2 separate regions of the Homo sapiens genome follow, and region 1 is linked to region 2. A link is a contact called in ENCODE Hi-C data. All regions are on one chromosome and are shown on one strand. The core of a region is the stretch at or near the end of the contact, and the rest is flanking DNA. Distances in the headings are between cores, read along the strand shown. Region 1 holds the start of BDH2 (3-hydroxybutyrate dehydrogenase 2). Region 2 holds the start of LAMTOR3 (late endosomal/lysosomal adaptor, MAPK and MTOR activator 3).

Evidence for each region. A loop is a pair of places that touch in the nucleus more often than their neighbours do. Pooled maps may share reads with other maps.
Region 1: a loop to region 2 is called in a pooled map, with 8 times the contacts of the local background. The contact joins the promoter of BDH2 here to the promoter of LAMTOR3 in region 2. A Hi-C loop is called at or near these places in 7 of 50 pooled maps.

The regions. Positions count from the first base shown.
Region 1 is chr4:103,097,912-103,102,663 of GRCh38, reverse strand. It overlaps BDH2 (3-hydroxybutyrate dehydrogenase 2), which reads left to right and starts at 2,830. Exons shown (of 10, transcript NM_020139.4): 1 at 2,830-2,881.
Region 2 is chr4:99,891,819-99,896,240 of GRCh38, reverse strand. LAMTOR3 (late endosomal/lysosomal adaptor, MAPK and MTOR activator 3) reads left to right here and starts at 1,814. Exons shown (of 7, transcript NM_021970.4): 1 at 1,814-1,906; 2 at 2,241-2,286; 3 at 4,207-4,241. The coding sequence starts at 2,278. RefSeq lists a silencer at 1,626-1,715.

The DNA of each region.
Region 1 (4,752 bases), core at 1,581-4,080, 3.2 Mb before region 2:
GTGATCATGGGCAGTGGCGGCAAGACACAGCTCTCAGTCAGCCACGGGATCACGAGTAAACAACTGACACTGTTCAGTGTACTCTGTTCAATAAATCCCATGAGTCAGTCAACACCTTGTTATAAAACAGGCTTTGTATTAAATGATTTTATCCAACTGTAGGCTAACAAGTGTTCTGAGCACATTTAAGTAGGCTCGGCTAAGCTCTATGTTCAGTGAATTAGGTATATTAAATACATTTTCAACTGACAATGTTTTCAATTTACAATGGGCTTATTGGGATGTAACCCCACTGAAGCTTGAGGAAAAAAAAAAAAATATATATATATATATATGCAGAGAGAGAGAGAGAGGATGTTTATTAGGGGAATTGGTTTACACAATTAGGGAGGCTGAGAAGTCCCACCATAGGCTGTCTGCAAGCTGGAGAGCCAGGGAAACTAGGAGCGTGGCTCAGTCCAAGTCTGAAGGCCTGAGAATCTGGTCGGAGTTCAGGTATCCAAGGGCAGGAGAAGATGGATGTCCCAGTTCCGGAAGAGAGAGAATTCACCTTTTCTCTGCCTTTTTGTTTTATCTGGGCCCTCAGCCAATTGGATAGTGCCTGCCCACATTGGGTGAAGTAGATCCTTACCCAGTTCACTGATTCCAATGCCGATCTCTTCCAGAAACACTCAGAGATGTCCCAGAAATAATGCTTACCAGCTCTCTGGGGATCCGTAAATCCAGTCAAGTTGACACCTAAAATTAATTATCACAAACATTGTCTTGAGAGCCTGGCAGAATTATATTCAGGAAACTTATTAAGAAACTGCCATTCACTCAGCAAATATTTAATGAGCATCTACTATCTGCCAATTACTGTTTTAGGCACTGAAAGGCACTACCAATGTGGAACTCATATTGTAGATAAGAAAACAAGTAACTAATACTCTTTTAATACGAGCTAATCACAATGTAAAGGTGTAAAACATAGTCCCCACCCTTGAAGAAATTTAGTCTGCTGAGAATACTAATGGGTAAGCAAGTATTTGCAATACCATGTGACTTAGGCTGTTATCAAGTAAGCATTGTTGCTGAAGATTACAGAGGGATGCTGAAGAAAGCTACATCAAGAAGCATTGGAGTTGGCTTTGATTAGAGAACTCTCATAAAGTCTGTTCCAAAAGCCTCAAAAGTCAAAGGGCATTATTAGTAAAGCAGGAACAAAGCTAGATGTGATTACAGATTGTTAGAGCCAGCATTAGAAGTTGCTGAAACAATGAACAAGGAGGGACAATTTTACCATAGACCTCATATAGACACATGCAGAAACTAAGTCCAGTTTTTAAAAGAACATTAAAAAGCGCAACTTTTACCATCCATTATAATTAAATTTCTCCAACAATGTCTTCATCATAAGAATCACTAACATGTATTAAGCACCTGTGTGGCAAACATTGTGCTGATGGATTCACAGGCTTAGTCGTTCCTCCTCACCACATCCCTGAGGTAGGTGCTATTTTACCTTCATTTTACAGATGAGAAACATAAGAGGTTCAGAGATTTAAGTGATTTACTCACTTAGCTAGTGAGAGAGAGATATGGGACTTGCTCTAGTCTTACTGACGCCACAGTCTTTGTTCTTATCCCCTGTGACTGTTAGAAATCACTTAGCTCCATGTAACAAAAAACGTGAAAAACACTAAAGTTTATTGTCCTCACATAAGAAGTCCAGAGGAGTTGTTGCCTTGAGGCTGTCATCAGGGCCGCAGGCTCCTTCTCTTGCTGGTCCCTGTCGTTAATGTGTGCCTCTGGCCTCAGATGAACTCACTAAATGGCTGCTCTGTCCCACGGCATCCTATCTTCATTCCAGGCAAAAAGAAAGGGAGGAGCAAAAGCTAAAAGCCTTTCAGAAGGGCTTACTTTTCTATTTAAGAAGGAGGCCCTCCTCAGAAATTCCCACCTGCATTTCATTGGCAACATCTATGCTGCTTGGCCACCCCTAGCAGCAAACAAGGCTATGAAGTAGAGACTTTTGTTTTCCAGCTTTGACAAGTGAAAAAAGGGGAAAGTGAGTTGGATGGGTGCTGAGGAAACCAATTTATACAGTACATGTACAAGTAGCCTACACAATCACTCTGCTCACTGGCACTACAGATAAAGCACATGTTGCTATCCTAACCTAGAGGGCTCATGAGATCTAGTCCTTTCTTTTTGACCTTATATCTCTGTTCTCTTCAGCCAAACTGGGGTTTTTCGCTGTTAACATGTTCCCTTTTAAGCCTCCACCCTGTCATCCAAGTTTCACGTTCTCCCCAACCCCATTCCCAGTGTAGTAAAAGGCTCCTGGCATTCTGCCACTAAATGTGCATTAGTGTTAGAATATTCTGAGCATGAAAAAATAAAAATCACAACTGTATCTCAAACAAAAAGGATTTTTTTTTTTATTTCTCTCCCTTAAAACAATCCAGGCCAAGTGACAGGAAGGCTCCAGAATTTTCAGTGACCTGGGTTCCCTCTATTTTGTTGCTCTGCTATCTTCCACACGCAGTTTCCAGCTCAGCCAATCTCGTCTACCCTGGCACCGCATATAGTAGGCATAAACAAAACAGAGAAGTGGAGAGACTGAAGTGAAGGAAATGATTTCCGCATCCTAAGTAAGCTCTAAGGTGCTTTTCCACTTTTCACCTTCCACTTGGAATTCATAGTTCTACCTGAATTCCACTAGATGGCAGCACATACATTTATAAAGTGTATGGATGGAGCCACTAAACTCTGAAAGCAGGGAAACTACAAATCCCAGCATGCATTATTAAGCGCTTGACTTGCTTCCAGACAAAGGTTGTCTCAAGTTTGTTGCTCAAACCGAGTTCTGGAGAACGCCATCAGCTCGCTGCTTAAAGTAAGATTTCCTAATACTTTTGAAATGAAACTTTAGAACGGAAAGAGGGGAGGTTTAATTTTTAGATGTTGTTTTTTTCTGCACGTTGCCTGTTTCAAAATTAATCTGAGCAGTTAGATCAGTGTAAAGATGGGTTTTTAAAGAGCCTGAAACTCTGTGGTATGTATGTTTTATAAAGTAGCCCAAGAAAAAAGGATTCTTACGGTATCCTAAGTGAAGAGTTTTCTTCCTGGCTCTTGAAAACAATGGCTTCCTGAATATGCTGTTTGTGTCTCTGCTAATCAAAAATCAACATTTTGATTCTAACTTTTGGACTAAGGAAGCCAACATGTATGGTTTTCACATTGGATATATTGAGAGGTGCCTTGTTTTACCATTTCAGGCCGTGTTTGCTCTCATTTTCTCAAAGAAATCTGTTTTAGTTTGAGATTACAGTTTATCAAATGTTAAGGCTTTGACCCCAAAATCTGGTCCCAGAAAGACAGGAAGGCCAGCTAAGAGGAGGTTTTCAGAGTGCATAGAAAGGCTGCTCTGTGCTTCGGCATTTGTTCTGGAAGTGCTTCTTCGGTTGGCAAAGATTCCTAGCAAAACCTTTGACTGGAGGCTTTACAGGGCCATACACCCAATATCACTAATGACAGTGTTGTAAAATAGCTTTTGTGCACCATGCTTAGGATTCAAGGAGGATAAAGTATATCTTTCTAAAGTTATACTTTAGAAACTGTCATTCCATGTTGAAATGATAAACATTCCATGTTTATCTTTTGTGTAAGAAGTAAAAAAGCAAAAATTCATTGCATCAAAGTAGGTCAGGCACTGTTAAAGCCAAGCTTCCCCATCGCCTAAAAAATGTGGACAAACTCAGAGGAAGTCAGTGATTATAAGCTGATCCCTGGAGCCAGTTCTTACATAATTGTGTTAGTCTGCTCCTCCAAGAAGCAGACTCCAAGATAGAATTAAATATGCATGGATTTTATTAGGGGAAATGCTGTTGTGAGAGAGAATGAGGAGAGAACTAGGTAAGGCTGTGAGAGCCATCAGACCTCGATGCAAGTCCACCCGCGAGGGAGGAAAAGAAGGAAACCAGGTTGAGTGGAAGCATCCCAGACAGCTGTGCAGTCTAAGAGAACTTCAGCAAGGTAATAAGGAGCTTCTCTAGCCAGTCATCCGTTGGGGAGGAGGTCTATGTCTCCCAGAAATGAGTCTGCCTTAGTAAGCATGCATGCTCAGGCACTGGCTTGTAACGGCCCCGAGAAGGTGGCCTCAGCACAAACCCAGAGAGGCAGCAGCAGCTGCGCCTCATTGTCCATTACTTCCTGGGGTCAGCGGTCTGCGAGGCACAGGCTCCTGGTGCCACAGTGGGGATTTAGAGAGGCCCGCAGGGCTTTGAGTACCATGAGACAATGCCATGAGATCTTCCCTTGGACCTGCAACAAGAAGGCCTAGGTTTGAATTCATAGCTGCAAAACACTGGGCAAATAACATTTCTTTGAAATTAGCCACGTTGGTGATCAGGTCCTACCTATCTCATCTCTGAAACACTTCTCCAATCCACCTATCTCTCCATCCCTGCTATTTTCTCCAGCCCTGCTATTTCACCAGCGCCCCCACTAGATAACCCTAGCAGCCTCCTAATGGCACCCCATGCTCCTGCCCAGGTATGTTCTCCACAGCAGTCCTTCCAAAATACGAATCTGATCATTTCACACCCTTTCCATAAATCCTTCAGTGGCTGTTGCCTATAGGAGTAACTTGCCCTTCACCATGTGGACCTTGGACCAAGTGTGGAGGTTTGAAATGGAAGAGCATATTGGGTATAAAAAAAAAAAAGTTTGGCTAAAGAGAGAACTGAAATAAGTTCAAAGAGAAAG
Region 2 (4,422 bases), core at 565-3,064:
TTTTATCATGTTTTATACTCAATATGGCCACTCTTTCATTCATTCAACTATTCAACAAGTATGTCAATGCTTGCTATATCCCAGGCAGTGAGCTGGGTGCTGGGAATTAATCACTGAATAAGAAAGACAAAAACCTTAAAGAGTTTACATCTAGCAAAGAAAATAAATATCAAGTAAATAATTATAATTATGATAAATTCTACAAAGAAAATTACAGGGTACAATGAAAGCATTTATCTAGAAGACCTAAACTATTCAGTGAGGGTCAGGGAAGGCTTCTCTGAGAGTGAGTTTAAGCCAAAATGCAAAAGATGAGATTAGTAGGATTAAGGTATGCTAGAGAAATATCTCAGGCAGAACGTGCTAAGTTGGTAAAGTGATAAAAATCTTTATGGAAGTGAAAACAAACTTGTATGATCATAGCATAAGGAATCCAGGGTAGGTGAGAGAATTAAGATAGGGGCCAGATCCCCATAAGAATGATATATAAACCATGATGCTGATATTGAACTTTATCCTAAGTCAATAAACTTGATTTTCAAGGAAGGAGTTAAATGATGTGATTTGGGTCTTTAGAACATCATTTTTGTTGCTGTGTGGAGACTGGAGGGCAAAAGAGAATGTAAGAAGAATAGGAGGTTGTTGTCAAAAGAGAGATGATCATGGCTTGGAGTAGGGTAGGAATATAGATAGGTGAATAGTTTTCAAAGATAGGAGGTAGAATCAACAGAACTCTGATTAGATTTGTGACATATGGAAGCAGCAATTGAAAACCAGGCTAAAGTTTTCTGAAAATTTGGCTATGAAAGGGAGTAGAGGAAAAACAGTGTGGTAGCTGAAAGAGGATGCGATTTCTAAAGAAGCTTTTCTTTTGAGGGTCTCGCTCTGTCACACAAGCTGGAGTTCAGTGGGGCGATCACCACTCGATGCAGCCTCAAACCCTGGGCTCAAGGGATCCTCCTGCCTCAGCCTCCCGAGTACCTGGTGCACGCCACGTTCGGATAATTCTTAATTATTATTATTATTTGTAGAGATGGGGTCCTATCTTGCCAGGCTGCTGTGGAACTCCTGGGCTCAAAGGATCGTCCCGCCTCGGACTCCCAAAGTGCTGCGACTACAGGCGTCAGCCACCGCACCCGGAAAGCCTTTTATTTTTTTCAATTATTATTTATTACATGAGACCTTACTAATTTTTAAAAATTCTGATGTAAAAGGGAACATAGAAGGTGCCCGTAATCAGTGTCTGCATGTTAAAAGTAGACGCTTGAAGTGCTCCAGAAAACCCATGGCTCCTCCCCATTCAATCTAGGTAAGGCCTTCAGTAAAGAGCACCCATGGGGAAGTCACAAGAGCCTAGGAAACAGGTCAGAAACCTGTGGACCTGGTACTTCCAATCACAGGCAATCTGGTGCTTGCTCTTCAGCTCATCACACCATCCCCTCAAATTTCTTCATCTACAAGAAAAGGTTTTAAGATAACAGACCCTGCAAAACTAATGACATTTATACACCCTCTCTGCACAAGAATGTCTTGTAACACATAACCTTGCTTGCATTTTCTGGGTTCCTTAGGGTCCAGCGATCTCGTACAAATCTACCCCACAGCTGACTTCCTTCGGCCCGTGACACAAGGCGCAGGCGCAAGACGCGGCCCGCGGTGGGCGGGGGAGGGGCGGGGCGCGTGCGGGGCGGGGGGGAGGGGAGGGGCGCGGCCGCCGGACGCGCCCTCGCAGCTTCCGCCGGGCCCCTCCGGAAATCCCGTATCGTAGGGCGACGGCGGCTTAGAAAGTGCTTCCTGGAGCGCAGACGAGGTCATGAATCATGTGACGGTGGCTTGAGGAGGAACCTGTCTTTAAAGCTGTCCCTGAAGTGACAGCGGAGAGAACCAGGCAGCCCAGAAACCCCAGGTAACTGGCGCTACTTTGCCTGGTTTTGAGGCCTAGTCCCGCAGGTGGCGCGGGTGGTGAGATTAAACAGAAGGAGAGGACCCTCTCTTCTTTTCTTTGGGCCTAGCTCTTTGGGGTGGAGGGGCAGGGATGGGGTGGGCTGAGGTAAGGTGTGCCAGCTGAGTACCTGTGGGGGTGCTGGGGCACTCCGACTCCCACTGGGCTCGCTGGGCCAAGCCCTAGAACCGCGGGGGTTTTACCTGGTTCTGACCAGGGCTGATCTCGCGTATTAAGTTGTGGGTGGGGAGGACGAGGAAGCCAAAGAGGGAAGAGTCACCGGGAGTTTCTCTTCCAGGCGTGGAGATTGATCCTGCGAGAGAAGGGGGTTCATCATGGCGGATGTGAGTGACACCCCTACATAAGAGGAAGGGGAGAGTGGGGAATTTTGAGGGGCATACTGAGCGGGGAGAGGTAGAACTTCCCAAACAGAAATTTGTTTTGATCCTCCCAGCCCCACCCATCCCAGTTAATTATTTTCTCTGATATCTGAAGTGGGAGACTAATATGAATGAATTTGCAGGATCCTGAGTTTCTGCCTCGAATGGGGGTGTAGGACACTAAGGTGCTTGAGACTGAGAAAATTAGGTTCTCCCTACTCCCCAGTCCAGCTGGGGCATAAGAGAGGCTCTGTATATTTACCATTTGAAATTCTGAATGATGGTTTGCTGCTTTTCCTGTCAGAATTTGGTCAGTAGGACATGTACCCACAATACTTTTTTCCAGTAAGTGATAACAATATCTCATTTGGTTTATTGTAGCAATTTACGATGATTTCTAACCCATGCCTCTTTAGAAACATGGTAACGTGTGTGTGTGTGTGTGTAGGAGGATAAAATGATCAGTCGGGTTTGGAGAATAGTAAGTGCTGGATGCTCAAAACAAGAGATACCTGATTAATCCATGTGAGGTCAAAATTGATACCTAAATTGTCAGTGAAATTCCTGGGATAAGAGAGTGTAATGAGACAAAATAAGATAGTCTTCTGGCCAATGCGGTTGCTTAGTCTGTAATCTCAGCACTTTGGGAGGCCGAGATGGAAGGATCACTTGAGGCCGGGAGTTCAAGATCAGCCTGGGCAACATAGCAAGACCCCGTTCTACAAAAAGAAATTTAAAAATCAGCCAGGCGCATTGATACCTCTGTAGTCACAGCTATGCTGGAAGTGAGGCGAGACGATTGCTTGAGCCCAGAAGTTGGAAGTTGCAGTGAGCCCCAGCTTAGAAAAATAAAATAGTCTTCTACTTCTTTAGTCTTAACTGTGTTTCGTGTTAAACACTTGACACACATTGTCATTTATTTTATATTCTGTAACACTGGGCTGGGCGCGGTGGCTCACGTCTGTAATCCCAGCACTTTGGGAGGCCAAGGCGGGTGGATCACCTGAGGTCAGGAGTTCGAGACCAGCCTGGCCAACATGGTAAAACGTTGTCTTTTCTAAAAATACAAAAAATTAGCTGGGCATGGTGGCAGGTGCTTGTAATCCCAGCTACTCGGGAGGTTGAGGCAGGAGAATCGTTTGAACCTGGGAGGCAGAGGTCGCAGTGAGCCGAGATCGCGCCATTGCACTCCAGCCTGGACAACAAGAGCGAAACTCCGTCTCAAAAAAAAAAAAAAATGTTGCCTCACATAGTCATATAGAATTTATTTTAGGTCCTTAAACAAAATATTTTAAAAATTACGTTATAATAATATGCCTTACACTGTTTCATTATTTGTTGAGTAGGTGAGTTCAACAAATAATGAAACAATGGAAGGCATATTTTTATAATGTGATAGTCACGTGAGACAACAGTCTTACAGAGGTCATATCACCTTACCCAAGACCATTAAGATGATGGTGGAAAGTCTATCTTTGAACATGGAAAGGTGTTTATAACGTCTTCTCAAGTGAACACAATAGCAACAGGATGTAAAACACTAGTATGAAAATTATGATGTAATTTTATGGCTAAAATGTGTTTCCCATTTCTAGGTATGCTAATCCATGCATCTTCTCAATAAACTTTTAACAACACTTTTATGATGTAGGTTCTATATTAGCCCTATTCAACAAATAATGAAATAAGCTTAGCGAAAAAAGGTTGGTTAACTTACTCCAAGTTGCGTGACTAGTAAACATCCAAATCAGACAGAGAAAGATAAAACACAGCAAGAAAGGTTATGAATGATAACTGAAGTTCCTTAAAATTTGGATAGGACAGGATCTAGAAAACAGTGGAAGGCCTATTATTACAACATTATTTTTTAATGCTCTCTTTCAGGACCTAAAGCGATTCTTGTATAAAAAGTTACCAAGGTAAGAAATTTTTAATTTGTTATTGAATAAATTCTATATGCCATATGTTAATTTTATGAAGCATTTTGTCTGTATTTTCCATGTTGTGAAGTATCTCTGAGATTTCCTTTAATATGAATATTTTTTGCCAGCCTCACGTCCTCTGGAAAATTTTCGTCACAACCGCTTTCCTCATTTATGT